4 separate regions of the Mus musculus genome follow, and regions 1, 3 and 4 are each linked to region 2. A link is a loop called in an ENCODE intact Hi-C map of the cell type or tissue named here. Cell type or tissue: left cerebral cortex. All regions are shown on one strand. Region 1 overlaps Trim44 (tripartite motif-containing 44). Region 2 holds the start of Trim44 (tripartite motif-containing 44). Region 3 overlaps Ldlrad3 (low density lipoprotein receptor class A domain containing 3). Region 4 overlaps Trim44 (tripartite motif-containing 44).

Region 1 (8,000 bases), 84 kb before region 2:
CATCATCTTGCTTCTGTCTTGGAGACCAAAGAGACAGAAAGAGAAGGTATGTGTTTCTAAAGGCTCTTGATACACTACTGTTAAATCATCTGTGTGGCAGAAATCATTGTGTGCTGATTTATAATCATTACTCACATGGGAATGAGAATGTGAGGAGAGCCATTTTCCCTACACTCCTGCCACAAATTGGATGATTTTAAAGCATTTGCAGAAAACTGAAGTAGCACTGAGAGGAAGAGGAGGGTGAGGAGGAAGGGTGTTTGTTAGAGGCAAATGGCAGGAGAACAGTAAGTTTTCCTTTTCTCTGACATTATATTGACCTTCCTTCCTACAACACTTGTGGATAACACATTATTGCTGATCTTCCATGGTGAGAATTGAGAGGAACCTTTCCATACCCTCTATTAGGATCCATGCAACTCAAGGGGGTGGAAAATGAGAAGCAGAAAATAGCCCAAGTTTGCCTTCCCTGTTTCCTATACCTTCAGGAAATCACCTGACCCAGTTTTCTCATCTTCTCTTGGCATATCAATAATAGAAACCAAATCTCAAGCAGTTTCCTTAAAAACAAAAACCAACAACCAAACAAACAAAAAACACAACCAACCAACCAACCAACCAACCAACCAAACCCCAAAACCAAAACCAAAACCAAAATAAAAAAAAAAACCTTAAACCTAAGACTTAATAAAGTCTGGGCTTCAAAATTTCAGTTAATCTAAGCTCCTAGATCTTACAAGTTACCAAGGTAGAAGGGGAAAAGGGAAAAGATCAATAAATACATGTTCTTATCACTAATTTCATCTCTATATGAAAAGTAGTGAGTGGGTGTGAGTCTCATGATGACTGTGAGTTAAGGTCTGAAATATATAGACCACTATATGTTGGAAGAACTACAACTCTTAATAAACTAGTGCTACTTGTATGACTAAGAGTTAAGAATGCTGATCTAGGAGTTAAACATACCCGGTTTGAGTCACAGCTCTACCAGTTAGTAGAGCTTTTGAGTTCTGTGCTTTTACTTGAAAATAGAGGACAAATTAGTAACTAGCTATTTTAAAGAGTTGCTAAAAGGAATTAAATGAGATTAGCATATATGTATATATATGGTCTCTCTATCTAGAGAATATATTGATATAGAGTATACACACTCACACACGTGTGTGTATGTGTGCATGTGAGTGAACAAGGTATAATCTTCATACACCTTATGAATATCTAAAAGACTGAAATCATCACATAAAGAATGGATATTCTGAGAAACTTTTCTAGCAGACTATGTCACTTGTTGGTCCTAGAGACATTGTTCAGGCAACTATGTTAACAGGTTTTACAGGTAAACAGAAAGCCCATTTTCTTTTCTAGTTGGTTGAAAAAAAATGAGGTCTATATAACCACTCCAATACTAAGAGTAGATTAAAATGCTATATCACAAACAATGACTGCTCTTATAAAAGAACAGCCTTGCTGATAAAGGGCAGGTCTGGTCAATGGACTGGTAAAACTCTTATCTTTGAGGGCTATTTTAGTTACCTTTCTATTGCTGTGATAGCATGGATCAAACAACTTATAGGAGAAAGAGTTTTGGAGGCTTAAAATTTTGGATGGTTTAGAGTTTATGACTATCATGGTGAGGAACATGTCAGCAGGCAGACAGGCGAGCATGGCATTGAATTAGTATCTGACAACTTTTATCTTGACAGCTAAATGGGAATGGCATGGACTTTTGAGACCTCAAAGCCTATCTCTAGTTGTATACCTCCTTCAACAAGGTCACCCCTTGCCCTTCACAAACAGCTCTACCAATTGGGGACTAAGTATTCAAATATATGAGCCATGGAGGCTATCTTCATGCAAACAATCCCAAAGACATAGCAGAAGCAAGCTTATATCTAACATCTTCAACGAGAAAACTTCAAAAGCCAATTTATATCCATAAAAGAAAGTTCTCATCTTGCTTCCATATTAAATAGCTACATGTTTGGAATCTTCCAGGGTTGTGCAACTGAGCTGTGAGCTAGTCTCAAGAGAGATCCAATTGCAAGAGTTTGAATCATTCACCCCTGGCTTTAACGACCCATGGTAGGAGAGAGGTAAGAATGTCTGTCATGAAGTCTTCCAGGCTGGAAGAGTAAACATTCTTCCAGGTGAAAGAGTGTTTAAGTCACTGTTCATTCTGATGAAATGTCACCTGAAGCTTGGATCCAGTAGTGGGAAAGCTACACTGGAATGTGGCTGTGACCACTAGTAGAAAAAAAACACATACTGATCTTCAAGACTCTATTCTAGCACACATAAACAGTAAATTTCTACACTGTTAAAAGAGGGCCCAGCTACATTACAAGCATTCACTATAGGAATATTGTAATTATTTGTTAGATACTGAGGTAATCACTTTGCTCACATTTTTATATTCAGTTTTCACAGCAACTGTGTAGCAGTAGGGATACTTCATTTTATAGATAAAGAAAATGAAGAAAAAAATAAGAAAGTGTCATCTCAAGGTCCCAGAGCTAGGCAGGACTACAACTACAACCAAGGCCTGTTCATTGTTTCTAACACTTGGCAGGGAAACTCAGTGATGGTTAGGCAATCCATTAGAAGGCTCGTGAAGTTAATCTCTTGGCATCTACCCAACTAGCTTCTAGCTAATGCCTCAATGCTAAAGATTTTCCAAGGCCCTGGCAGACTCAAAACTTCACTTTGGTGACAATTGCTAGAAAATGTCTTCATCTTATGAAGAATCCCCAACAGACATGTCAAAAGGGGGTAAGACAACAGCTACATTATTTTTTCCCTTCAGCTTTTATAGCTATAGCTTGTCTCAACTTTCCTGTTATAACCTTACTGAAAGGCAGCCTTTTCCCTCAGCTTCCAGCAAATAGTCATGCCAAAGACCCACCACCAAGACACATGAGAAAAAGAATCACTCAGGACATTTAGAACGGAGTCCACCAGGTCAATTTCAGTTCTGTCTGTCCAGTGTCAGAAGCACCAAGTGTGCTTTTTATTCAGTTCTACAGTAGTAGTTTTCAGCTCGGCTCATTTTCTTCTCCTCTGGAAAATGGAATCTAAATTAAATTCAGATGATGTGTCCTCACATGCCCATAGTTCAGTAACAGGCTTGGCACTTAGGACACATTCTCTTAGTAGCATATCCCTCATTTGGCTGATGAGGCGAAGGTGGAGGAAGTGGAACTTCAAGGCAGAAACTGCATCCGACAGAAAAGAAGACCTCTAGTGCTATTAAGTCTATCTATTTGGAGAACCCTTAAGGAAGACAGCACACGATGCTAGCATTACCTACATAAGAATATGACCAGGATTCCTGACCAGACTTGTCATCTGAATTATGTGCCTTTGACAAAGCCATTTAACCTCATTATCCATTATTTTAGTGATCTGTGGAACAAAGTCATCAAGTCATTCATTCTTTCAGTGAAAATATTCATTGAACAGTTGTAATATATTAAGCACTGTACTGGCTAGTTTTGTGTCAACTTGACACAGCTGGAGTTATCACAGAGAAAGGAGCTTCAATTGAGGAAATGCCTCCATGAGATACAATTGAAAGGCATTTTCTCAATTAGTGATCAAGGGGAAAGGCCCCTTGTGGGTGGGACCATCTCTGGGCTGGTAGTCTTGGGATCAATAAGAGAGCAGGCTGAGCAAGCCAGGTGAGGCAAGCCAGTAAAGAACATCCCTCCATGGCCTCTGCATCAGCTCCTGCTTCCTGACCTGCTTGAGTTCCAGTCCTGACTTCCTTTGGTGATGAACAACAGTATGGAAGTGTAAGCCAAATAAACCCTTTCCTCCCCAACTTGCTTCTTGTTCATGATGTTTGTGCAGGAATAGAAACCCTGACTAAGACAAGCACTTTAATAGGTGCTGCCTTATAGAACGAGAATGACTGACAAGGGTTTAGCTCTCATGGAGCATTAATTTCCAATGAGGAAACAATAAGCAAACTAATTGTACTGAGTAGAAAGTGCTATGAAGAAAGGGAAACAAGATGATAGGATAAAAAAATGATGAGTGCTTGTGTCAGGGCTATTCAGGAAAATGAAAACATGAGTATTAAATAAATAAAAGATGGAAAGTATTTAACATAATGCCTAATAATTATTACTCAGCCACATTCAAATCTTTTTTGTAACTTCTATTCTTGTCTTTTTCATCTCACAGTAGCTGAACCCCTACTATGTGCAAATGAAAAAGGAATGAAATATAGTTAAGTACCTTACAGTGTGCAAAAATGTAAGTAGTCTGCACACTTCAAGAGAAGGAAGTGACGACTCTCATATAACAAGTAAGAAATGGTTTTATCACTCATTACTGACAGATGGATTACTACTTTCCAGGAAGACAATGGGGTCAGGAGGGAGGCATGCCAGGTGGAGGGACAGCTTGAATAAACTCTGGAAGATGTGAAACAGCTTAGCATGGTCACAGGGCTGTGAAGAGTCCAGAATAGCTAGAGATAAAGCATGGGAGAGTAGGCTGAAAGTGACTCATCAGCAGCTCCCAGGCTTCTTTTCATGGGTCATTTTGAAATGTCTCTTAAGAAGATGGGGGATGTAGACGGGAAAGAATAGAAGACGAGAAAGGTGTCAGAGCCCCATATGGCGTCTACCACACTGCCAGCACTTCAAAATGTGAACAAGAGCAATGTTTAAAATATTCAGGCTACATTCTGTGCAACATTCCCCCAAGACAGCACAAACAGATGTTTTAGGAAAAAAGAAAAACAAATACCCAGTGGTAACTCAATCTAAACTCTTCGAGGGGGAAGTAGGCAGGCATTAGGCTGCGGAAATGTACTTATATGAACAGAATTGGTCTGAGACTCAGCATCAAAGTGTGTCAAGAGCCAGTGTCCTAATGTTGAGGGTCTGGAAGAAGAGACACTTGCTTCTAAACAGAGCCTGGGGGTCCCTTTTTGCCAGAGCCAAAGTAACTTGTCTGTCCTAAGGCTCATGCCAGGGACAGAAAGAAAACTCTCTTAATGGGGAAAGGAAACTCTGGGGGAGACATAGATGTCTTCTGTCAATAAGGCCTAGGTCTCTGTGGAACAACTTCTCCAGGACTCTGAGTAGATGATTTATAGAAGATAACTGGGGTGCCTGATTCCTATTCACCTATCTCCTCTCTTGCAGTACATATGTTTACTACTGGGAAATGAAAAAATGCTATGAAAACTCTCTCTACCTGTACCCTAATCCAATATTCAAGAAGCTGAGAAGACAGCAGGCACAGAACTCAGCTGAATCTGCAGGATTTCTTTGTACAGCCCTGGCTGTCCTGGAATTCACTCTGTAGACTGACTAGGCTGGCTTGCCTCTGCTTCCCAAGTGCTGGTATTAAAGGTGTGCACCACCACCCATTGAAGAACAACTTCTATAAGAGTTTTTGCTTACTGGCCTCTGCAGACCTGTTTAAAATAATGAAGGCCTTATACATTTTTCACATGTTCTCATGCTCAGTATCTGTTACTTATAGAAGTAGCAGGTTCCTAAGACAGGTTCCTATAGTCATCTGAAAAGGTGACTATAACATTTACTTCAGCCAATCTTACCAGAGGATCTTTTCTGGATTGTACTCCAGTGTTATCCGATGAGAGACAGCACCAGTCTGGTCATTACTAGAAGACCCCCCCCCCGCCCCCTCCCAATCCATAACAACACCAACAGGGGAGAGGGATGAGTGAAAGGAGAGAAACATATACAGAGGGAACTGAACATGGTAGCCTTCCACTTATTACATGCCATCTAGTTTAAATTAAACAAAGCGGACTGCTCTGTACTCAAAGTGTTCTGCATCCTGGAGGAAGTAACTGATTCTGAGTAAGAGAGTATATGAGAAACATCCAGGGCCTTCATTAGTTTCAACAGCTCTGCAGAGGCCAGGAAGCAAAGGCCTTTCTATAAAAGTTGCTCTTCAATGGGTGGTTGAAGCACTTGGGAGGCAGGAGCAGGACAGTCCCGCACAGAGAAACACTCTCTTGAAAAATAAAAGGGTGGGGGGTTCTTAACTATTCTTGTCATATATTTGAATTGTTCATCTGCTTGAGTCAAACATTGGCTGTGGGACTACCATAACCCAGGTGCGTACCAGTTAGTTGCTGGATGAGCCCGTTGTAAGTTGTAACCACTGAGATGGTCGGATGAAGGTAGATGGATGGTCAGGCTTTACTGGAGAAAGAAAACCGCCCAGTTTTAAGGGGGCTAGGACTAGTATGTGTGAACACGGTGCTAAACACAGGTAAGAATTGTTAAAGACACATTTACTTTCCTCTGTTTTTCCTAAAGCCAATTTTCCTATGACATTGAAATGATACAATTCTATAACTTCAGACTCCATCCGAATCTGTGCTTATTTCAACACAAATCTAGTGCCGTGGTATTTACAATACTTATAAAATAGTCACTCTCTGCTGGCCCTACTAAAAGGCTCTGCCAGATAGAACAGTACAAAATACCCAAAAGAGCACCAGGGGACAATGCCCCGAAGAAAGCCTAAGTCCCTGCTAAGGCTACCCAGCCGAAGGTCACCGTCAACAATCTGGATGACAGGCTTCCCTGCTGTCAAAACTTCCAATCTTGCTTTTCAGACTCAAGAAGCCTAGCAGCCATGTCCAAGAGAAACAAGTGTTAATTGATCTTTCCACTTCTTAGTAACTCTCCTGAAAAACTGACCCCCCCTCCCCCACCTCAGTTTTCTTGCTTGTGACTCTTTATGACTATAGCATAGAAAACACTGGTAAATGATTCCTGTTTCCATGAAATATTATGAGGACAATGTCTGCCTACAGTAGACATCTACAAGATATTGCTCTGCTCCTGCTTCCTTAAAGGATTACAAGAGTCTCAGGATGCTTATGTTCGGAGCCCCAACCTGCCTTATTTAATACAGAACAATGTATTACAGACAGTCTACACTAGCATGAGAAGTTAACATAAAAATACATAGATTGCTTTGCTTTCCCAACCCACTCTTAAACATTCCCTGGAAATCTTCACTGAACCCAGGATAAATGTGAAGGAATGGTTAACAGAATAAGGATTTCATGCATTAATTCTAGGAGAAGGGAATTCTTTTGGGGGTTGTTTTTATATTTAAGATCATTTGCTGTGAGACAACAAAGACACTCCTTTATTAAACTATTTTAAGGACCGATAGATAGATAGATAGATAGATAGATAGATAGATAGATAGATAGATAGATAGATAGATGTAACAACTCTCACAGTTTAAATAAAGCCCCTGGAAGTCTGTTTTTGTTGTTGTTCATTTGGAGAGATGGTTATTTCTCCACAAATTGATTCTCCAGGTATCTCTCCAGTCAAACTGTTTATAGTACTAGGGGCCCCGTTGGGCCTAACCCACTAAAGGTTAGTTATAATCATTTGTTCACTGAAGAGAATGGGCAGACAAAGCCCTGGAAAAATAAATGCAATGGAGGCTGGGAACTACTGGTGTATGTAAAAAGCAAGATGACCCCCCCCCCATTTATCTTTTAATTGTTTTAATTGGCATGGATGGCTATGCTTTATATATGTAAAGTCTGAGGCTTACAGTTGGAGCCCACATTTGCCCAATTATAAAACCCATGGTTTCCAAGAAATAGAAAGTGGGGGCTGACTGTGGATTTTTTTCAGGCCTGCATCACTCAGTTCTCATTAATTAGTAGATGCATGGGCGCTATGCAAAGTATGGTAGAGCTTCCATGCACCCGATCAAAAGATGTTTCAACCTAACCAGTCTCAAGTAACTATAATACAATCTCTCTGGTGGATCTTTCTTTGATCTTTTGGTTATCATTTATCAAAGAAAGGGGTATATAAAATAAAGAAAATAAACCTAATACAATCTCTCTGGTGGATCTTTCTTTGATCTTTTGGTTATCATTTATCAAAGAAAGGGGTATATAAAATAAAGAAAATAAACCAAGTAAACTTTGGGGGGGTGGTATTTGTCTCTCTGAATACTAGTGCCACCAG
Region 2 (8,000 bases):
AGTGAAAATTGTGATTTTCACTTACTACCCTGAGGACTGAGTCAGAATCTGCAATTCAACACAATTTATACCCTATCAGGCTTCATAAAGATCCAAAGTCCTGCCAGGCCATAGGGGCACATACCAAGCTCATGTTAGAAGAAACCAAAACTCAGAGAAGCTGACTGAATTAGTCAACATGACGCAGCTATGACTGCAAAGATTATCACGATTCCCCCTACCATTCCTCCTTAATAACAGTGTCACCTTTTAACTTGTCATATTATAGCTTGGAGAAATCAGTTCCCATTCTCTCTTGTAACTAGATAAACCATTAGATTAAGTTCTGCCCCATGAAACCTAAGCCAGAATACATACTTCTGGAGAGAAAATAGAGGGGTGTGTTTTTCACCTGTCTGTTATCTTAGAAGTCAGAACTGCTGGCCAGACCTTCAGAGGCCATCTCGGTTTGTAACAAAGATATCAGAAAGGAGCTGGCAAGCACCAAGATACAACTTCAATGCTTCCTTCCTCTAACCCTAGACTGCCTACATCTAGACTTCACTTAAAACAGGGAGAAATACACATCCATGCTATATAAACTGCTGCTAAAGTTATTCCATTACTTTATGTATTGTTGAACTTAGTTCCAAGATAAATATTGATACACTACAACACAATCTCATTATCACTTCTTCAGCAATGCCTTAGAATTAGATAAAATTATTATACTTTATAACACACATTTAACAAGTATTTCATGTGTGTTTATTATCTGATCAGCCTTGTGTTAGGTGCTGGAAATACAATGATGACTAATACATACTACTAGACTTATAAGAGTTTATAGCATAGAGGGAACAAACCTAACACTGATATAAAACCCAGAGTTACAATAAATGCATACAGATTGTTGCTATGGCAGGATAGAGAAGGTTTATCTAACATCATACCTATTAAATCCTTCCCATTTTTCAAAGCATGTCTCAAATACCACTTTCTCAAATAAACCATTCCTGGTCATGCCTCTAGCTAAAACCACTTTCTTTCTCTAAATTCCCACATCGGGTCAGACCATTTGTAACTCTGCTCTACACTCCATCTTATCTTAAAAGGCCAAGAAACAACTCTTCATAGTTCTCTAAATACTCAAACCCACAAAAAAAGCAAAACGATATTTTAATAAAAATCAGTTTTATTTTCCCACTCATAATGTTGACTGTCCATCCATCTGTGAGCATCTGCCTCCCATGACCCAGGTTTTTGCATTTCTCATACTATTTCTCATCTCAACCCCTCATACCAGAACTATAAAGCTTTGTTCTTTGACTAGATTATGTCTTCAACTCAGAGAGGTCTATGAGTATCAGTGCTCATTCCTCATCCAACAGTTTAGCCCCAAGTTAAAGATATTCAAGCAGCCAACAGGAAGAAGTACATGAAAGTGAAGCTGTCATCCCAGATGAACAACAAAATATTCTCAAGTTGGGGCTTTAGTGGAACTCCCAAGGCTGAGTGAGACCTTGAAGGATCTTTCCACAGAACCTCTTAAGAGAGACTAGATACCAAACCACCTCTTTTACTTTATCAACTTCTGATAAATATACTTCCTGACCTACTGACCTACTGTGTAGCAGCCAGTATTTCATGGTACTACTAATATACTGGGAAAGGAAAAGAAAATCCATGAAATAGAAGATAATAAAAATAGATACAAACACTAAAGAAACAGAATACACAGCCAGGCACACACCTTTACTCCTAGCACTCGGGAGGCACAGGCAGGCGGATTTCTGAGTTCGAGGCCAGCCTGGTCTACAAAGTGAGTTCCAGGGCTACACAGAGAAACCCTGTCTCAGAAAAAACAAACAAACAAACAAACAAACAAACAAAAACAAAAAACCAGAATACACACATATTCCTATAAGTTAGTGAGAAAAAAAGATAATCTAACTCTGAGTCTGCTCACTTGACCTGATAGTACTTTACAAAAGAGGAAATACAAAAGATACTTAGAAACCAAAGGAATGCAATTAAAACCACAATATACCATATTATATAATTAGCACAGTAAGAAAAATTAAAAATATTATTAATACCAAGTGGTGGTGAATACTCAGGACAAGAAGTGTCTTTATAATCATGCAGACAAGAACAACCACTTGGAAAGCAGATGGTTTAACATTCGGTACTATTTCCAGTTAAATATAGAAAAATGGGTATCAGGAAGCATGACCAAGAATACTTACACCTGAGCTATTATTTGAGGGGTTTGCCACTTTGTTTTTGAGAAAGGAACCTCACATGATAGGCTGACTTCAAACTCGCTAGAGAACTGAGATTGACCCTGAACTCTGATCCTACTGCACTCACCTGTGGAATGCTGGAATTATAGGTATGAGCCACCTTGCTAAGTAACTATTTATAAAAGCAAGAAATTCCAGAAGCTGAAAACAAGTCAGATTTCATGTACACAGTGATTTTTGGCATATCTATAAAATGGAATTCAATACACCAATGAAAAATAAATCACAGGCAGTCAATGAATGAATTGCACAAATGTCTTTAAAAAAAGAAAAACAAACAAACTCAAAACACTGCGTGTCAATAATGTAAAAACCGTAATGTCAATTCAAGTTTAGAGATGCATACAAATGCTGTAAACACAAAGATAACCAAGAAAACTGTTAGTCCAAAGGTCAAGAAAATGGCTACCAAAACACAGTTATAACTGGAGTTATGAAATGTCAATATTACTAATAATAGTAGTCAGTAATACCTCTATTAATTACTAATAATACAATTAGTAATAATAAGTACTAATAATGATTTCTGGTCTGGGTGGAGGTCTCAGGAGTATTTGCTCTGTGATTATTTGTTAAGCTATATATTTTGTACACTTCTGCATGTGTACTTCTCATAATAAAAGTAGGAATAAAGGAAATATTAATACACAGTATTTTCATTATCAAAATAGTAGTTATTTTGAGGCCAGCAGTTGTAAGACTGCATAGGGAAACAAAAGCCATAACAGACGTTTACCAAACACTTATTACTTAATGAACACAGAAAAGCTGTTCTATCAATGTTAGCCATCGCTGTATACATAGAAGGCAACCCAAATGCAATCAATATTTACTAGATGTCTAATGCTGACAAAAACAGGGCCAAGCTGAATACATCCAAATCTAGCCAGTGAACATAAAAGCCTCCATCTCCACACCAATGTAGCCTACCAGCTATACTTGTTTCCTACCAAGTCTCAAACAACAAGGAACCTAAGACAACTCAAGACACACACCACAACACCTGTACCGCCACTTTCCGAGTCTTCTACTAGAGGAACCAGCTCCTTGGTTTTGTCAAAATCACCGTTTCTTTCTCATGTTTTCCAAGTGGGCTGAGTTACCATAGCAAGAGCCCTAAGTCAAAACACTTATCCTAACAACGGTGATCATGTATAGAAATGGGCCTAAATGGCGTCACAGTTCTCAAGGAATGGCCTATCTGAATTCCAGGGAGAAGTAATTTGCAAACTGTCAGAAACTATACTCAAGATTTTCTGTGTTCTTGTATGTTCACAGATGAGAACTGACAACTTGACAATTTCAACCAAAATGGTAGACTAGGCACGGCTTCCAACATGGCGACTCGTCTTGTTGATACATGAAAATGAATGTGGTCACAGCTAGGCTATCTGAAATCGGGGATCCTGTTCCCCTTAGACATGTCTGAATGCCCGATACTCACTCTCAGTTCTTCGAAGGCTTCGTCCAGCGTGGACAGCTGGTGGCCCCGGTGAGCCCCAATGACTGGACACAGGACACAGATGAGCTGCCTATCTTCCTGACAATAGGTGCTCAAATCCAGCCCATGGTCTGGACACTTCCTCTTGGCCACTCTCTCCGCTTCCATCTCTATTTCGGGGTCAAATTCGCTTTCTGCCTCAGTTTCTCCTTCTGCCTCTGATTCCCCTTCTTGGTTGTCTTCCTCCGCCTCGCTCTCCTGCTCATCCTCCATCTCTTCCTCGCTGTCTTCTTCACTCTCCTCGTCACTCTCATCCTCACTGTCTTCCTCGGTCTCGCTCTCTTCTTCCGACTCACTGTCTACCTCCGTCTCGCTCTCTTCTTCCCCGACCTCGCTCTCTACCTCCCCCTCGGCCTCCCCTTTGGCCTCGCCGTCTTCGGGGAGCGCGTCGTCTCCCCCGCTGGCCGGCGGAGTCCAGGCCTGGGCGCCATGGACGTAGGCAGCCAGGCGGTGGCTGAGGAACTTCTGGCGATGCGCGTCGGCGTGGCGGCGGCAGTAGCAGAAGCCGCAGTCGCGGCACACCTCCTCCGCCCCGGGCGCCTCGTCGGGTTCGCACTCGTCACACGTGCCGTCGGGAGGCAGCTCCTCGCAGGCCGCGCCCACTCCGGAGGCCATGTGGCTGCAGGGACGAGGCCGAGGCCTAGCGGCTGGCGTGCTCTCCGCCTTCAGCGCGGAGCGCCTTCCTCACGCAGGCCCGCTTACCCCCGGGGTCTGGCCGGCCGCCCCGCCTGGGCCGCGCCGCTGCGCTGCGCCGCGCCGCGTCTGCAGCTGCTGAGGCCTGAGGGCCCGGCCAGCCGTCAGCGCTGGGCCTGGCGCCCGCTCGGTCTCTTCGCCGCGCGCCGCGCCCGCGCCCCGTCCCTCGCGCGCCACTTCCGGCGCGGCAGCCTGCGCCCCGTCGGCCCCTGCGCCGCGCAACCCGGCCTCCGTTGCCCGGCAAGATCGCGGCCGCCGCGGGCCCACGCCGCCCCGGTTCCACTTTACCCACGCCGTCAGCGGCCTCCTTTCACTTCCTGAGTCACTTAAAGCGGCAAGGACCCTTTTCTGCGTTTTCCCGCGGGGCTGAGCATCCCCCCCGGAAGGAGAAGCTCGAGCGCAATCTCTCCTCGCAGAGCAGGGCGACGGGCCCCGCCTCTCCCACGCCCTCCCTGGAGGTGTCAACCTGACCGAAAACCACTAGCCTGCGGTCCCTGCGGACTTATGTCACTCTGGAGACACTGTCCCCGCCCCATCACAGCCCCCGGATTTTCAAGGGGCCAAGGCCCCAAGGCTCTTTATCACACCGAACCTGCCCGCCTGGGATTTCCATAAAGCCCCCAAAAGGGCTGTGTGTGTTCTTCTAGGCTACTGAGGTCTCAGTCTGACTGAGCAAACACGCAACATTTTTGATCCAAAGCAATACTGTGCCTTGTGTGTTTGCAAAGTCTATTTGCATCCCGGCCTCCTAGGGGTTCAGAATCTCTGAGTAATAGCTGTGTCAGGTGAAGGGAGGTGAGGGGGATCATAGTTTTGAAGTGAGATGCCAACTCCCAGTCACTAACTGGTCACTCTAGATTCCAAGCCGACACCAAGAGAAAGGAAAGCGGTTGATACACATTAAACAATGTTAAAGTGCCCCAGACCGTGCTAGATCTTCTTGTGGTGTTTTCAAAGCCTGATTTTAGAACTTTATCCACTAGAGTCCCCAAATCCTAAGGCCACCACTTAGGTTTGGTAATCATGGACAAATTACTTCATCTTTCTGTTTTAAAAACCACCCCCCCCCAAAGACAACAACAACAAACAAACAAAAAACACCAAACTCTGTAAAATAGAAATAATAGCAATATCTCCTTCGTGGGGATTTGTGGATTAAATGTAAAGGAGTCTGTACAGAAGTGATCAGTAAGCTTTATTAATTTTAGCATAATTTATAATGCTGACAATGACACTTCAAAGGTCATTTCATACCTTAAACATAAGACATTTTTGGTGGGCTGCTGGTAATGTAGCCATCCCCTTCTCTACCATCTATGGTTGTCTCTCCAGTAACAGAAAAAAAAATGTATTTGAGAGAGAAAGGAGGACATTTTGCTCTAGTGGGGCAGAGGAAAGTGGATTACAGAATGGAAAATAGCTAGGCATGTGATGCACACTCTCAAGCACTTGCGAGGCAGAGACCAGTGGGTCTCTTAGTTGGAGGCTAGTACCTTCGACTTAGGGGTTCCAAGACAGCCAAGGAAACATAGATTCTATCTTTGAGAGGAGTGGGGGTGGGGAGAAGGGAAGGAGAAAGAGATGAATGGTCTGATTTCTTTAAATAAGAGTGCTAGGATTTCCAGATCTCCACAAAAACATCAAGGAATGTAGATTAATTGACATTTTAAATAATGTTTGATGTCTCTTAATGTACATTTAATCTCTGTGCAGCTTTTGTTAAATATATTTTTTTAGAAAATTAAGAGTTTTGTTTGTTTGTTTTTCTTTTTAACCTCAGAACAATTCTATAGAATGCTGGAAAAAATAATTTGTTTTGTTCCGATCCTGTGCACATCTCTGTTTTCCATCCACTTATTTCTCAGGAAATGACTTCTATGTCTTCACTCAAAACAGGGATTGATGCCCCATTCTGGAAAAAGAAATTGACCAATGACAACCCAGACTCCTGCATTAGTGGATCTATGAGCAGTGTTAGCTGCTTGGTTACTTCCATCTGGGCTGAGGCTTTAGGAACACAATGGCATTGTATTTACAAAACCTTTGAAATGAATATAAATCTTAAAAGGCATTTTTGACATACACTGACTCAAAACAAAATTAAGAAAAATTGTGGAGAGTGCAACTCAGTTACCTAGCATACAGGTAGGTATGGGGTTCAATACCTAGTACAACAATCCCTTAAAAACACATTTAAGGGTCCCTAGCATCTTTGGTAAGAGGAAGTAACATGTTATCATTATTTCTCTTGGTTCTTCTTAACTCTAACTTAACAAAACACAATGCTGTGATGTTCAGTAATCTTCTGAGCCTTCTATGGAAAAAATCTTAGAGAAGTAGATGAAATATTAAAAAGGGAATTTATAGCCGGGCATGGTGGCGCACGCCTTTAATCCCAGCACTCGGGAGGCAGAGGCAGGCAGATTTCTGAGTTCGAGGCCAGCCTGGTCTACAAAGTGAGCTCCAGGACAGCCAGGGCTATACAGAGAAACCCTGTCTCGAAAAACCAAAAAAAAAAAAAAAAAAAAAAAAAAAAAGGGGGGGGGGACTTATAAAGTCTAGGGACCTAGTTAGTAGATTCTGTAAGGTAATCAGATTCCCTACTACTTTCCATTGAAAGTAGAACCATTCAACTCCCTGGGCGTAGTCTTTAGGAACATCTAGAGATAGCCTTAACATACTAATCTATTACTTCCTGGGAAATTACCTTACAATGTAGAACCTTGATATAACAGACATCAGTTGTCTTACTTCATTTCCATGAGTAAAGAATCCAGGAGTGGCTTAACTATGTGCGACTCTGGCTTAGAAATATAAGCAAGGACGTTGTATAGGCATTTAAAGGCTAATCTGCAAATGTCATAATTACTTGCAAGTGAGCTTGCTCATGTGGCCATTGGGAGGACCTATTTTTCATAGGACCGTTTGACTATCTTAGTAAGCTGAAGTTCCCCAAAGCAAGAGAGGATATAGTAAAAGACATAATATTTTGTCTGACCTAAGCCATACACCATCATTTCCAACATAGATCATTGGTCACAAAGATAATATTGTCCTATCAAATGTAGGAAGAAACTGACCAGGGGCATAAATATCAAAAGATCTGAGTTTTGGGAATCATTTTAAAGGCTACCCTAGTTTGTCTTTCGGCAGTCTTCAATGATCTATGCATCTCCCAGAAGTAAAATACTCTCAGTTTTTCCCATAGTTGAAGTCTCAACCCAGGTAGCAGGACTCCAGAGTCAGAGCATCTCAACTGACTGTAAATGTGGATAAAGCTCCCAGTCATGGTGTAAGGTAAGCCTCTCAAGTGTAAGTCCTGTTCATCTTAACATCAGTCTTTCTCGGACTCCCAGCTCCACTGATGGGATAGGCTCAGCAAGGCCGAAATAATCTGTTCAAGTTAGGAAGCTCTGAATGGGAGGTCCGTCAGCATCCTTCAGCCCAGTTGTTATGTATATGTCGGCATTTCTTTGGTTGGGGCATTCAGGCCTATTCCTGTGTGGGAAGGACTTTCGATA
Region 3 (8,000 bases), 310 kb before region 2:
CAGACAAGCGAGGACAGGAGACACACCTAAAGTGGAAACTTTTAAAGGGTTCTTTGGAGAGTCAGTTGTTTTAGACGGTGTTTTGCTGGGGCAAACACAGGAAGGAGTGTTTTCCTGAAGTGGACACAGGTGAAAGACTAAGGCAGACTCCTGAAGGAAGATTTCACTGAAGCAGACACAGGAGAAAACACGTTTTGCCAAAGCAAGCACGTGAAAGAACACGTGATGAAGGACTCTTTGCTAACAACATGCATGTATTGGTCCGCCTTACATTGTGTAGCTGAGCTCCATTTTCAGGACTCCACAGAGAGAAATGTTCTAAAAAAAACTTCTGGTAGCATGCTGTGGCTTTTTTGCCACTTCTGTGGACTCAGACTGATTGGCAGAGTGATGTCAGTTGAAGGCCACATGATGTTTGGAGGCTGTGTAAATAGAATGTGGCTAACAGTGACTGGGGCTGACTAGGCTTGCTTGTAGAGCTAGCTGTGCAATGCTTCTTAGTTGCTCATCTTCGCTGACCTTCGCTGAGAGAGGCACACCTCCTGGCCCCTCCTGTTAACTCCTCTGGAGGCTGAGGCCTGGCGGTCTCTGCTAAGAAGTGCCACCGCTGCTGATTTGTGTTTGCTATCCCAACTCTACTGAACGGGACTGCAGGTGTAAACATGAAGTGTTTGCAAGTGGATCGAGCTGCCACTGCTGACCCGTGAACTGAACTGCCGATTTCCAGACAACTCAGACAGGAGTTGCTCCAAAAACCATTTCTAAACAGGTCCACTTTCCCTGTATCCTTTCTTTTTCACTAACTCTGATGGGTGGTGGGATAAAGGGGAGGTTAAAGCATTTAAGAACCATCATTAAAAATAGGATTTGAAAAAATTAAAGTTACACACATCTCTGTGTATATCTGTGAGGACATTCCCAGGCAGGTATAATTGAAGAGAGAAGATGCAACTGAATATGGGTGGAACCATCCCACGGTCTAGGCTTAGGTCATTTAAAGGAAAGGAGGGGTAAGCAAGAAGCACTGTTCTCATCTCTCTCTGCTTGCTCACTTCAGATACAGTGTGACCGACTGGTCACCTCCTATTCCTATTGCCATACCTTCCCTGCTGTGATAGACTGTACCCTCTCAAACCATGAACCAAACAATTCCTTCCCCCATACATTGCTTTTGACAGGTCTCTGGTCACATAAATGAGAAAAACAACGAATACTGATGGACAGCTCTGGGTGGACTCTGATTCTCCAGGATGGGTTCCTCAACTCAGCCCATTAGGGTTGGGTGATTCTTGGCTGTGCAGAGGATTCCCTGTGAACTATGGGGTTTTCCATCACTTTTAGCCCCTGCCCACTATCTACTAGCACTGGCCCTAGGAGTGACCATCGAAGCCATCTCCATCATTGTGAGATGTTAGCATCATGCCTGGCTGAAACCTACTGCTTTAGCAGTAGTGCTGGCTGAACTAGTGAAGCAGAGAGATGGTTAGGAAGAGAGAGGGCTCAAGGTTCACTCCTAAGTTCTCAACTATAACAAGGCAAGATCATCTCAAGCATCCTGAAGGCCGGCCCTCTGAGCCACTGGATCAGCTTCTGAATTCCCGCGCCAATCCATCATTCCTCCATTCACACAACATACAGCGAGTCCCAGCTGTACCAGGGATGCCAGCCTAACTTCAGAAGCACACCATGTCAAGGAGACGATCATGCACGTTTCGTACAGAGAGATGCACATGTGCTTCACAAAAGCCCCCGAGAATGAGCAGGAACAGGAAGGGAGAGATGACCCTCTCTTCTTGCAGGAATCAGGGGCAGTTTGAAAGGGATCCCCTCCCCCTGCCTTGGCAGAAAGGCACTGGCACAGAGGACAGGACATACGTAAAGAGCTGTGAGACAGGGCAGAAAGGTAGAGTATGGGAGAGGGATGCGCAGCCAGTGGGAATCACAGGGCCAGATAAGGGTGTTTTGTAAGGCACTTCAAAGCCTCACTGGATTCTATTGTGATCTGGGCCCATTGAGATTGCTATTACTTCAATTCATTATTCCTGATAATTAAAGAAAACTCAAGGCAGACATTCATGGGGAGCTCAACAGGCCTCCGCCTTGGGAATAGAAACTTCCCAGCTAAAGACTTGTTCCAATTTCAACCTCTGCCTCAATGATAAAACAAAACTTAGGGGAAGAAAGGCCTTACCCAGCACTGAGGGAAGTCGGATCGGGAACTCAAGCAGAAACAGAAGCAGAAACCATGGAGGACTGCTGCTTACAGGCTAACTCACTGCACTATGCTTAACTAGCTTTCTTGTCGACTCCAGGTCGACCTGCCTAGGGATGGTACCGCCCATAGTGGGCTGGGCCCTGAATGTTGATCTTCAAATCTCAGTCAAGACAGTGGCTGACACATATAGTCACAAGTTTAGCTGATGGAGGCAATTCTTCTCTTGAGATTTCCCCCATGGCAGGTAATTCTAGGTTGTATCCATTTGACAACAAAAGCTAACCAGGACGGCACTGTACCAACTCTGCCACATTCAAAACTATAGTCAAGAGAAGTTCAGCAGTGCATACAGGATTTCTCCATTGACAAGTGGCAAGGCCAGCCAGCATGTGCCTCAGGCTGCCTAGCTGCAGCGCTCCATGGTTTTTGTGAGGGCAGTGACTGGATCAGACATGCAGTATGGAACCCCCTGCAGCAACACTACAGTATAGAAAAGGCAGATGTCACCCAGACAGAATTATTATATGGAAAGGTTGAACCACTCCCAGAAGAACAATGGCCCAGGGAAAAAGGACTAAGAAGGAAGAGGGCAAACAAGAAAGATGGTTGGCCACCCCAGCTAATCATGGAGGGACAATGTGGTGGATCTCGCCCAGTCTGCATGAAGGGCACCTAAGGACATCACTACCTGCCCAATTTTGCCCAATTTAACAGCAGATTCCTGGGGATCCGTGCAGCAATTTCATTACTGAGAGAGATGCAAAAGCCAGGATATGGAGTATCAAAGGCACATACTCAAGTACAGCAAAGGAGAAAAGAGAGGAGCAGGCAGGAGGCCGTGGGAGAGACAAGAGGATGTGAAGAAACAATTGCAGAAATCCCAAGTCTGAGTATGGAGTGGATTTATCCAGTGAAATAGGACACTCCTATCCCCTACCTAGACCTGTGAACTAATCTTATGTGACCTGTCTTCAGTCCACGAGGGACCTCGACTATCAGAAAGCAAGGAACAGGGCAGTGTTTGTCAGAGTGGTTACAGAAACTTCCTAAGCTTCATCTGAGACTCACTGCTTATGGAAGGAAGGTCTGAGATTATTCTGATGCAGACAGCTTAGGCCCTGGGAAACACAGACTTGAGGCCTGAGGTATACAGACCTCAGACCCGCTGCAGCAGCAACCACCTGGGTTGCTATTGCACAGCCAGCCTTGCCCCAGACCTACTGAACTAGAATCTTCAACTGACAGAGTCCCACCCTCCACTCCAGCTTCTGAAGACTTATAAAGCTGGAGGCATCAGGGACCGTTTCAGGGAGGATTTGGGAACTGAGGTCAGTGGTCCTAGGAACCTGCCAGACATCTTTAGTGCACAGAGCCCAGAGATGTTCCTGCTGGGTTTGTGTGTGCTGGGGATGGTACAAGGATGCACACACAGAGATCAGAGGACAGCCTTCTTGCTTCAGACAGGGTCTTTCACCTGCCTGGGATTTCAGCAGTATGCTGGGCTAGTGGCCCACAAGCCTTCAGGGGTCTTCCTGTCTCTGTCTGTCGTCTGTCTCACCATCACCAGGTATGCACATGTGAACTCCCACCCCTGGCTTCTTACAAAGATCCTGGGATTCAAATTCAGGTTCTCACGACTTTTACAAGGCAAGCATTTTCCCAACTGAGCCAGCTCCCCAGCTGTCGATTTTTACCAGGAAAGGCACCCCTGAGGGAGACTCCCATTGTGGTTCTGATGTTTCAAGCCCCTGCTGCATGCTCTGGAACTGAAGAGCAGTTAGAATTTGCTTCAGCTACTAAATATTCAAGCTCTTCCCCCCCCCCCCCATTTTTTGCAGAGGAAATATGTTGTACAGGGTCTTGCCTCTAATCTCTAAGGCTCCTCAAAACCCTCCACACTGATGAGCCAGGCCATACACTGACCTGCAGGGGGCAGCATAACAATGGTTTAGGCTCACTCTGGAATGTCTGTATTCATATCTTGGCTCCACCTTTCCTGTAAGCTTCAATCCTATATAAAGGGTGTGTGTCTGTGGGATTTAGTGTGGCAATCTAAATTCTTTATGATATCAGCCATGCAGAGCACTGAGCAGAGAGTCTGGTGTACAACGTTGCAACAATATTCCCAGGTTGGCACAGACCCCAGAGTGCCTCTGTATACTCTGCTCACTAGGAGTCCAATCTTTTTGCATATGTAAACAATTCAAAATCTATTCCTACACATGTGCTCGTGTGCCAGCAAACGGTTCTGTCTTCCCACAGGGACAATCATAGGTATCTGGTGCTTAGACGTGACCAAGTCCCTTTAGAGTGGAGGAAAGTAGAGCCTAGGGGAGCTCGAGCGCTCAGCTCACCCACAGCAAGAGCTGGCTCCTGCACAACCCTGCGAAAGAGACAGTAACAACCAGGAGGAGGGAGGGAGGGGGGGTCTTCTAGAGTTTGCCATTCTCCCTGCATAGGAACACCCAGGCTGCCTGAGCAACAGCTGATCTGAGGAGGGCTGCATCTTTTCAGCCGGCTGAGCTGCCTGTCTCTTCCCCTGAAACCCTGTTAGTCACTATGAGTACCCTACCTCCCTGGAATTAAATACAAAAGCCACTGAAGCTGCCAGGGTCCACAGTTCTTGGGCACAAAAGCCCCTCATTAGCCTCTGTCCCTGTCTTAAAATCTAAGCAAAACATTAGGATGTAATGACAGAGGATGAAGATAATAGGTATCCGCAAATGCTGACCAGGGAGGGGTGTCCCAGGGTTCACATCCACTGGGATCCAACTGTGGGAAGAATGGTTACTTAACAGGCAGGAACAGGGATGAAGCAGAAGGAGACGTTGTGAAGACAGGCTGTTAAAACAATCAAGAGGTCCTTTAAAAGTCTTGAGAGACATATGGGGGAGGTGTCTGTCTCTGTCTATCTCTCTGCCTGTCTGTCTCTGTGTCTGTGTGTCTCTGTATGTGGTTGTATCTCTGTGTGTGCATGCGGCAGATGGAAGGAACCCTGCTGCTCTTTAGCAACCCTATCTGGCTACCTGTTAGGAAAAGCCTAGCCGAGAAAGCGGCCACGAGAGAGCAGGACACGTTGTCCGTGCATTTCCAAAGTCTTTCTTCCTCGATGGGGTCACTCAGCAAATATACGCTATGCTGGGAGCGCACTGTGCTTGTTGCTGGGAAAACTGAGCAAGATAAATTCAGGCCTTTTGCTGGCTGTCTGAAAACATCTAATGGCCCTAGAAAGCAAACACCCATGGCCTTTATTGCATCTGATGCTGACAAGTCATAGGTAGAAACACACAGTTCTATGTGAACTGGAGGAAAGAAGGTCTACCTGCCGGGGAAGAGAGGGGACAAAGATTTCTGGGAAGGAATGGCTACAGAGTGAGGTATTCCTCTTTTTATGTACCAAGACAAATCTATCCATCAATCTACCTAAACATGCATTAACCCACTCACCAATCAGTTAATCCATCCATCTATCCATCATCCATCCATCCCTCCCTCCCACCAATGGTTTGAAAATAGACCCATGCACTCATCAACCCATGCACTGACTCCTTCATTTACCTATACCCATCCATCATCAACATAACCACCCACCCAACCACCTATCCACATTATTTTGTTTGTGTTTTGATTGATTGTCTTTTAAAACAGGTTCCCACTTGGAAGCCCAATGGAGTCTGGAACTTGTTATGTAACCCAGGCTAGCCTCCAACTTGCAATTCTCCTGCCTCAGCATCTGGAGTGCTAGAAATACAAGCATGAACACCAGGCCCATATTCTGTGTGTGTGTATAAGTGATCATGAATGTGCATGTGCATGCATGTGTTGGTAGGTGTGCACATGTGTGTGGAGGCCAGAAGATAACCTCAGCTATTATTTCTAAGGTACTGGTCACCTTGTTTTGTTTGTTTAAGGGTCTCTCACTGTCCTGGATATTGCCAAGTAGTTTAGGATGGCTGGCAAGAAAATCACAGGCATCCACTCAACTACCATCTGTGATGGTTTGTATATGCTCGGCCCAGGGAGTGGCACGATTAGAAGGTGTGGCCCTATTGGAGTAGGTGTGTCACTGTGGGCATGGGCTTTAAGACCCTCATTCTCGCCAGGCAGTGCTGGAGCATGGCCGGTGGATTTCTGAGTTCGAGGCCAGCCTGGTCTACAGAGTGAGTTCCAGGACAGCCAGGGCTATACAGAGAAACCCTGTCTCGAAAAAAAACAAAAAACAAAAACAATAACAAACAAACAAAAATCCTCATTCTAGCTGCCTAGGGTCTTCTACCCGCCTTCAAATGAAGATGTAGAACTCTCACCTCCTCCTGCACCATGCCTGCCTGGATATTGCATGAACCTCTGATTCTGTAAGCCAGCTCCAATTAAACATCTTTTTAAGAGTTGCCTTGGTCACGGTGTCTGCTCACAGTGGTAAAACCCTAATTAAGACACCATCTCTCTAGTGGTAGGATTACCACACCAGGGTCTCTGTCTCTTGTCTCTCTCTGTCTCTCTCTCTCTCTCTCTCTCTCTCTGTGTCTGTCTCTGTCTCTGTGTCTGTCTCTGTCTCTCTCTCAGAAGACTAAACAAAACAAACAAAACAAAAAGCAAGGGCTCCAGGGAAATGAACTCACATCCTCACATCTGCAAGGCAAGCATCCACTGACCCCGATGCGGCCCCAGCAGTGGCCCACATGTGGCTCACATTCCTTCACCACAGTTTCTGTTGCTGTTTTACACAGTTCTGTTCTGAAGCCAGGAGAGAATTCAAAGAACTGCATGATGTCAATCCTGTAAATAATCAGTATTCCAGGGAAGGTGCTGGAGGGCACGTTTCTACTTTAGAAGGGAAGGAAGGCTCAGAAAGAAATACCCCATGCTAAGTTCTAGGCAGGGTCAAGAACAGCAAGCCAGGGCTCCCCTGCTGCTCCTCTGCAGCGGCCTCGCTGCCCACCCTTGAATTCACTCAGAGCCACTGTGCTGCTTTTAAATTGTTTGTTTTGTTCTGATTTTACCCAAGCCCTCGGCATTCATTCGCAGGGTAAACAGGACACTGCTCCTCTGTAATTTTCCTCAAGGCTGTCCTTAAACATGAGCCGGTAAGGATGACTGCTGATTGGCAGGAGAAGAAAGTCTGGCAGAATTAACAAATTAGGTGATGACACCATCTGCCTTTGTACTCCTCCTGTCGGCAATGGAAAACAAAATACTTCTGAAATGTAGAAGTCGAGGGAGAGGCTGGCACAAGACCAAGGGATATTAACTAGAGAGCCCAAGGAAAGCGGGCATTGTTTTCTCGGTCGTTCACATGCGCCAAGGTGAGAGTTGCATCGCAGCACGATTATTCAATGTGCAGCTGATGTTTTCTTCTCAACCATGCCTTGCAAGGAGGGGAGGGGGGTGAAGGGCAGAGCAAGAACCTGGTCCTTCACTGTCTGGGTAGACATAAGCTTTAATGATGAAATGATTCCCCATAAAGAGTCACAGCTTCTTCTGGGAGCCTCTTGAATTATGAAAGGCATAGCCACCTAATACTGAAAACTTGGGCAGGGCACTAAAGAGAGATGCCCACCCCTGCACCAGGGAGGTTGGTTGGGGGAGTGGTGTGTGTGTGTGTGTGTGTGTGTGTGTGTGTGCGCGCGCATCACACAAGGTAGAGCTCAACATCAGGCGTCTTCTGCCTCTATGTTTTGAGATTCTCTCTCTCTCTCTCTCTCTCTCTCTCTCTCTCTCTCTCTCTCTCTCTCCCTCCTTTTCTCCCCCCTCCCTCTCTCTCTGAACCTAGAGAGTCTATCAG
Region 4 (8,000 bases), 98 kb before region 2:
GTGTCCTCTATAAATGAGATTTGAGCTCCTTTGGCCCACCTGACATTTTGTCTACTGCTGTCACTTTTTCTTCCTTGACTTTGGTTTCTCTGGAAGCCCACTCCTCTTCCTTAAATTCCATCTCTGTAGACCTGAAAACTAGTCAAACATTTACAATTGTGTGAGAAGTGAGAACAGTTCTGGGAAGGTGCCCAATGGTAAGACGTATGGCATCTTGCATGTTTGCTTCCTGGCATTTATTTCCACTGGGCAGAAGGCTTGGCTGCTTAGTTTTTACTTGTTAGTCATTTTTTCAAAGAGTTGCACTTCTTCGAAGGTTTTTCCAGTTGTCTCAATTATTCATTTTCAAGCCATTTGTTTGGAATTATGTTCATGAACTATGAATAAATGAAGTTATCAAATGGCTGAGACCAGGTAAATGGTAACAAATGAAACCTCAAGGAGCATGAAGATTGGGAGCCATTTTTATATATCAAATGGCATACTGTAGTCATCTCAGGCATGGGACTACATCAGGTTGCTATGATGTTTAATTAAAGTATGGACTCTGTATCAGAGCTGGCTGTCTCTGGAGAGTCTAAGTCCATAGTCAAAGCAGCAGTGAACACTGTCTCTCAGTGATTCCATTATTTACTGCCTTAAAACGAAGGAGGTAAAGCACAGCCCTGAGGCAGAAAAGAACTGCACTGCTGCCTTCAGTCCTTCTATTGTCCTGTTTTCCAGGCTATACAAAGCAAGGACCCAATATTTACCTCACAGCTGAACTGCATGGACAGAGTGCCAGGGACAACATGTTATTTATCAAACCAGATGACTCAGTATGGCTAGGTATGAAGAGCAGACCCCATAGTATGTTAGCCTTGATTTAAATCCTGGCTCTCTGTTTAGTAAAAGATCTCTAAGCATAAAATGAGAGACGGTAGTATTAGCGCTTTGAGAATTGAATAGGGCAATGTGAAAAGTACCAAGGAGAGTCCCCGGCCTAGACAAAGAGCTGACTAAATGGTAGCTATTACTGTTAACAAAAATTAAATGTTTTAATGCTAGAAACTGCAATATTTAACAAACAGGCATTCGGGGCAGCCACTGAATGACTCCAAATGGTCTTGTTTCTCATTTGAGACATCGTTCCTGCTTATTGAATAAAGGTGCTGGTAGCCTGATTTCCTGTTGAGCATATCTCACTCTGGTGCCTTGTGAAGACCAGGAGAGATTCCAAACAAGCTGCAATTTCATATTTTTATGAAATAAAATAAAGGAAATGAAGCTACATGTAAACAGAATCAAGAAATTATCAATTAAAAACCGGAGCTGTCTAAAGGAAAGGCACTAAAACGAGAAGGACGTGAGCAATAGAATGTGGTGTTGAGGGACCAGCATGGGAAGCAGGGATGAAAAACCTGGCAATACACTGTGATCTGAAATTCTGAAGACTACCAAGTGCTACAGTGCCTGGCAATGCCACCTCCCAATCCCCCAGCAGAGGAGGTACCCTCAGCAACTGGGGAGGAAGTGGGACATAATGACTGCCCCAGGAGACAGTCTTCTGTCCCGGGGCTTTAATCCAGGCTTGGCCTATTGGGTGACCTTGTCTGACTCCACTGCCCTGTTTTGCAAAATTTTCTAAAGCTCCCATAGTACCATGAAGAAAGGGCAAATGAAGACACATTTGATAGAAGCAAGTTAGATCAGGGCTCATGAGCATACCTGCTCATGGCTTTTAGGATTTTGAGGCATTATGTTTTGTGCTTTTTGGAAAGGCTTGCAATTTCAGATTCCATAGATCTAACACCTCTAATCTTCATATTGGGCTACTGGAATCCATAACTCCAAGTTGCAGTACAACTGTTTGCCCTGTGTTAGAAGCCAGACTAAAATGAGTTTACTTATCACTTAATTCTCTCATCAATTATATTCAGATAGGTACCTTTAAAGTCCCACAGAGATGGTACTGCTAGCTTAACTATAATTTGATCAAGGGTGCTGGTTAGTTTTTATTTTAAAAGAACATTTATCAAAAACTAAATTTTGACAATCTTCCTAGCTAATCAAAGTCACAAAGCTGAAAAGATCCCAGGAGTAAACACTTACCTTATAATATCTTACCTAATATCTCTGATCTACTCTCCACCACCTTCCAGAAGCCTCCTATGGCCCTTTAAGAGATCAGGAGTAACTTAGGTCCCTACATCTAACCATCATCTCCAGCATTACCACAGACATGTGTATGTATATGTATATGATCCTCATGGATATTTATACTTAGCAGGGTCCTTTGTGAACAACTCTGAGAGACAAATGGTATTTCCAGTAATAGTTTATTGATTTCCAAATGCACAGGGGCGCCAAGTCCGAACATCCTGGGATAGCAGTAAATCTCTCTTACAAAATAATTTACAGTATGAAAATGATATACTGAAACATTAACTCAGATATGTAATTCCCTTGAAAGATTGAGTGTTCCCTTGTTTAGTGTAAAGAGTGGAAGGGGAAGATGACTAAGGAGGGAATGTGACTGTGCACACAAAAACAGGCAGAAGACAATGGATTTGTTGGTTCTACCCACTCACGCGCTGTGGCCTGTCACTGTAAAGACTGGTCAGGTTTAACTTCCATAAAGTATATATGATTGGTCCCCTAAAGCCACATCAAGCCCAGCATGGACTCTGGCTATTTTCTCAACAGTGCACTCCAAGTGTCTTCATTTATTTTCCCGTTCCTGCTCTGGTCCTTGTTAGTGTTTCTGCTCAGCCTCAAACAGTAATGGGAAACACCAGTGATCTGAATGATGTGGGAATACCTGGCTCCATAGGATGGTGGGCCTCAAACACTAATGGGTGAAGGCAGCGTCAGTGAGATGTGCAGTCTCTGTGGGTCTTTTCTCTTAGGGCAGGGTTAGACTTGATTTATAATGGGACTTTTAACTTTAAACAAACAAAAAATCTAGATGTGCTCAGCACATAGTAAACAAGCAACCAATTGACTGAGAAGTGTGTACTGAACAGCTTATGAGAGTAGAATATCAGGAATCAGCAAGACATTTTCTCTGTGGGGAGAGAGGACTTCTTAGACCACTGACTACTACAAGGTTATAAATTCTGCAGCTCTAAACTCGGGCCCAGATCCAGGTCACCAAATGACAAGGCATCTACCATGTCCCATGTTATTAGACATGGTGGAAGAGGGCTGGGTTGTCGTCACCTTGGCTTGGAGCTGTAAGAGTTGACATCTACCACAAGTGGGTTATTCTGGAAAGCCAGCAGTCACACTCCAATTATCTGTTTATACTTTCATGGACCTAGTAGAAAACTTTGTGGTGTTAAGTAAGATCACCAGGGGCTGCTTTGAACTTCACTTAACTCTTAATTAAGTGGTATAGAATATGTGGGTGTGTACAAATCTCATTCTCATTTACACACACACACACACACACACACACACACACACACACACACACACACACACACACTCCAGGAAGGGAGTCCAAAATTAGTGATTTGTATTGGCACCTTCTCAGAGTACAAACATGGTAGCTGGGTTTCCTAAAACATGAAGAGTTGCTTTCTATAGTAATGAAGCAGGAGATATTTAGATAATGTTAGAAGACTACCATTACCTCCAACTCTGTCTAAAAACTTTACACTCTTGAAGGCCTTTATTTTCCTTTGTGGGGACTGTACCAAAAATCCAGCTCCTGGAAGGAACAATGAATACTTACAACATCTACTAGAGCAGAGTACTAAGGCCATCTTGATGTCTTTGAAAAAGAATTCCGAGTGTGAATGGGCATACTACACTGGGGGAACTGAAAGCCTTTCTCTCTCTCAATCTGTAGGTGAGTCATGGTGTGGGGCAGAGGGCTGACTGCAGAGCAGGGAGTGCTGTGCTCAAAACTGGTTCCATTGTTTGTTAGCAACTACAGACAAGTGACTTGTCCTCTGCACATCTACAGAGGCTCATTGCCTGTACTAAGGTTACTTACTCTTACTGGCTGTTAGAGCTGAGAAGTCAAGCACTTCTTGGAACTGCCCTAGATAGATATAACGGTATCAAACCAAACCAATGAACAAATTACTCTCAGCACTCAGAAACTTAACATTCAGAAGGTATCCAGGACTTGTTTGGAGGACCCAACTTATTTTAGAGACATTCATTACCTGTATCACTTGATGATTTGGGCAAACCCTGCTGTCCACAGTCTGTCAGGACACATACAACTCTGACAATCTTAACTCACACTGACCTGGAAAGGCAAGAAGCTTCGTTCACTATGGGGCACAAGGCCAAGTAAGAGGTCATAGCTTTGAGGACGAAGCTGATACCAGTACAGAAAGTATTCTTGTTCTTACATTGATAAATGCTGCCACTAGGAACTTAGGGATCTGGGCTAGGGGCTGCTGTGCTGTGTTTAATGCTTTTCTGGTTAAAGTTTTATCAGTGTTGAAGACAGCAGGAGCCCATAAAGTGAATCTGAAACCCTTACTAAGTAAAGGGAAAATGCTTTCCTTGAGGATTTCAGAGAGATGGTAATTTAAAGAGACAGGTTGGCAAATCTTATATTTCTGTTTATAACCACTGCATAAATGCTTGCATTCCCCAAATACTGATTTAAAGAAATAGCATGATTGGGTGGAGAGGCAATGATCTGTTCATTGCTAATATAAGGTCAACATGTAAAGATCAATGATTACTGAGAAAGACAAGACAAGCTTCCAAACTGTCAAGTCTTTTCAATCTTGTGATAGTTTACACTCTTTCTACAGTGGCCCTTCTTTTAAAATTTTGGCAGAACAGGATATCACTGGAGGTTGTCAACTCAAGATGTATTAAATTCTCCAGTCTTTGCAGACAGATGGTAAGACACCAAAATTGTCTAAGCCATCTACTAGCCACCAGCTGGGGAAAGTATACATATTTTTAGATCTCACACTCCGCTCTGCCCCAATATCCTTGTATGTGTGGTGAGTTTCAGTAATCCTAGCCTACAGCAGAGTGGCTTGGCAGTTTCCTGGCCTCAAAGGGATAAATCATTTTCTAGCATGCACAGGGCTGAACAATGACATAAATAGGACTCCTACAATAAGTCTATGCTGTTTCTGCCTCAGAACTATCCTGTACATACACATGTTAGCTGCCCCTAAAGCTTTGTGATAAGTACACAGGCAAGCTGGCTGACAGGAAAAGGGAGATGTACTACTCCAAGGTGGACTCCTTGGATCTGGAAGTCTAGACCTTGATCAACAGCAACCCCAAGGCTGCCTGAATCCAGTTCAGACAAAATCTCAAAGTGAACATGGAAATACCACACAAGCAGAGGAGATAGAATCACTGTCCACTTACAAATATGAGTTTCCTTCCAAGTTTCCTATTTTAGTTTAGCACTTTAGGTGTATGAACATTCTCTTGTATAACATAAGCATTTGTTCCATTAAAAAATATGGTCATCTCTTGACTTCAAATCATTTGGAAAGAAAAACTGATGTCTCAAGAAGATGTGGTGCTTGTGAGCTTGCAGTTAGTTGGGTATCTCCCAGCACACTTACTACTTCCTGGATCCTGAAAAGCATGGTTGTAAGAGACTGTGATCTGGGAGTGTGGGAAGGCCAGGAAACCCAGCTCTGGAGCATGCCTGGACATGCTACATGAAGAGAAAACTGGGCTGTGTGAGGTGAGCTGACGGCCTGCTGCAGGGGAAGGGAGGATTCCAATTATAGTAAATAGAGGAATGTTTGCTAGCTGCCAGGGAGGGACAAGGATTCCCCTCACAGTGCACTGACCACCATAGACTAACCTCGGAGTGAAACTGCTAAGTTTTACAGTGACAATCTCCACCTGCCAATATACATGCCAGCCTTTTATGTTGTGACAGGCCTGTTAATCCACACAGCTGGCCGAAGAATTCTGGGTTTTATCAGATGCTTTAGTGACCATTTTGGAAAATTGAGGCAATCTGAATTCTGAAACACTGATTTCAACCTTTAATCAGATTTCTGTGCCTCACCCCAGTCCTTAAGGTCATTTCCTTTCTACCTTTTCAATCATTTTCCCATTTCCACAGCACTGAATTATGAAACTTAAGTCCTAGATAACCTCACATACTAAAAATATCTTCTTTCTAGCTCTGGACTCTTTCTCCAACCCTATTTTAACCCAGTTGCCCTAACACTTTTCACAGAGGCAGAACTGGACTATGACAGACTGCCTATTGAGTCAGTTTGGCCCCACTTGGCCACATTTGCTTTAAGCTTCAGTACAAACAAAGTGGGTTTGTTTTCTGTTTGCAGGTAAGGAAAACTGATATCCTTTCGAGATGTTCTAGAACCTTCCTAAGGAAGTGATAGTGTTGACTTGCACAATATTCCAGGGGCTGGCTTTCCTGAGTAAGTTCAAAGCAGCCATTGGGGGGTTAGCTGAAGAGCCCTCCAAGTTGATCAAAAGGGCTCTTCCCATGACCTACCACAGAGAACAAGAAGCACACAGTCAGAATGCATACAACCCCTGGTCCCTTGGGAACATGTGTGCCTGCTGTGGATCTGGGGACATTTCCAGTAGAAGAAGTTTGTTGCCTGGCAGCTTTCACAGATATCAGAAGCCATTACATACACGCTGTCACACACACACGGGGAAGGGGCGTTTTCTGCAGGGAATGCTAAGTCTTCATGTGTCCTCTTCTTCACTGGCACCGCTACAAAGGAAAAGGAGAAGCAAGTGAGTTCAAACGTCACAGAAAGGAGGCAACGCAGTACAGGTTGACAGCTTTGTGCTGCTTCTATCATGACTGAGCAGTAGGCCCACAGCAAAGTGTCTTAGTTGCTTTGATTTCTGATTTCTAAATTTAACTACCGTTGTCATGAAAATTTACAAAAAAAAAAAAAAAAAAAAAAAAAGGACTTACTATCTTGGGTTCTGGGAGAATCAATTAAGAACACGTGTAAAATACACAATGCCCAGTATACAACCAGTAAGTAAAAGAGCAGGAAGATTGTCAGACTGAATTTTAAAATTTTAATTAACAAAATAAACTGCTGGTAGAAACCAGTTTTATTTCCTCTAGGTGTTAAGACATCTATTATTAGATCAGAAAACCAATCATCAGCAGCATCAGCAGCAATCAATCAATTGCACTTTGCCTTGGGCAGAGCCAAGGTCTCATCCACGCTGTAGTCAGTCTCTAGGAAGTGCTCTACCTCAACAGGTCACTGGGTCATTCTCTGTGTACCTTCCTTCCTTCTTTGCTCTTATTGAATTCTATAGTTTGGATCTTATTCTCATCCCCCTTCTCCTGAAGTATATAAGGGTAGCATTAATGCTATCTTACCAGTGACGACACATCTAGTAGTTGTACAGTATCATAAAGAAGTGACCTCTAAAAACAACAGAAAGAAAGAATGGAAGGAACAGACAGGGTTGAAAACAGCCTCAGCCACTACTGAGATAAGCAGAGGATTCCTGGTGTCAGTGTTTCAGTGTCAGAACCTAAGTGTATAGTCCCATAGGCATGACTATTATTTGAGATACTTGGTGTTAAAGTACCACTGGTCTGGTTCTGGACAGTACACCATCATAGAAGACGGGGCCAGGAAAAGACATGGCCAGAGAAAGAAAGGCAACAGGAATGAGCACATTTACAAATAGGCAAAACCAGCAACCTGCCTAGGTACTCCTCATCCACTTCTAGAGGTCACCAATTCAAAGATGAGTAAGGGTCACCTCCATCTCCTGCTTATTAAGCCTGAACACAGAAATACACGACCAGAATTTGGTGTTGTCTACCCCATTTTTCTATCACTACTCACTCCAATCCCAGGATGTTGCAATTACTATTTTCTGCACTGTCCAGATGAAGAAAGTGAAAATCTCTGAGATGTAAGAACCCAGGGTCCTTAAGATCAAGGTTTAATTTTGACTGAAGTCTAAAGTTTCAAGCTGGCGGAGACAGAAAAGGTTTATAGTATATTAGCTCCCAGCTATGACCTAGAAAAGTTCTCAGAAAAGGATTA

What was found. Hi-C counts contacts between places; a loop is a spot of excess contacts. Peaks named below come from ENCODE experiments on the same cell type or tissue, not always from the same donor. Only the 100,000 strongest peaks of a DNase experiment are listed, where the experiment ranks them.
Region 1: a loop joins it to region 2, with 1.9 times the contacts of the local background. A loop is called at or near these places in 4 of 42 quality-filtered maps.
Region 3: a loop joins it to region 2, with 3 times the contacts of the local background. A loop is called at or near these places in 5 of 42 quality-filtered maps.
Region 4: a loop joins it to region 2, with 2.3 times the contacts of the local background. A loop is called at or near these places in 8 of 42 quality-filtered maps.

Annotation. Positions count from the first base shown.
Region 1 is chr2:102,312,202-102,320,201 of GRCm38, forward strand. All of the region lies in intron 4 of Trim44 (tripartite motif-containing 44), which reads right to left. It also overlaps the pseudogene Gm13868. Among named protein-coding and RNA genes, the nearest start is that of Gm52521, 50 kb to the right of the region's middle. In left cerebral cortex, no CTCF peak of the experiment used is centred here; DNase peaks (open chromatin) are centred at 3,104 and 4,540; H3K27ac peaks cover 1,157 bases.
Region 2 is chr2:102,396,284-102,404,283 of GRCm38, forward strand. Trim44 (tripartite motif-containing 44) reads right to left here and starts at 4,617. Exons shown (of 5, transcript NM_020267.2): 1 at 3,730-4,617. The coding sequence starts at 4,401. In left cerebral cortex, a CTCF peak has its summit at 4,220; DNase peaks (open chromatin) are centred at 4,377 and 4,831; H3K4me3 peaks cover 2,582 bases; H3K27ac peaks cover 1,523 bases.
Region 3 is chr2:102,087,559-102,095,558 of GRCm38, forward strand. The region is part of intron 2 of Ldlrad3 (low density lipoprotein receptor class A domain containing 3); the gene reads right to left. Among named protein-coding and RNA genes, the nearest start is that of Ldlrad3, 95 kb to the right of the region's middle. In left cerebral cortex, a CTCF peak has its summit at 4,137 (motif pointing right); DNase peaks (open chromatin) are centred at 4,170, 7,019, 7,072 and 7,359; H3K27ac peaks cover 672 bases.
Region 4 is chr2:102,297,820-102,305,819 of GRCm38, forward strand. It overlaps Trim44 (tripartite motif-containing 44), which reads right to left. Exons shown (of 5, transcript NM_020267.2): 5 at 2,300-6,685. The coding sequence ends at 6,658. Among named protein-coding and RNA genes, the nearest start is that of Gm34268, 55 kb to the left of the region's middle. In left cerebral cortex, no CTCF peak of the experiment used is centred here; a DNase peak (open chromatin) is centred at 4,927; H3K27ac peaks cover 2,189 bases.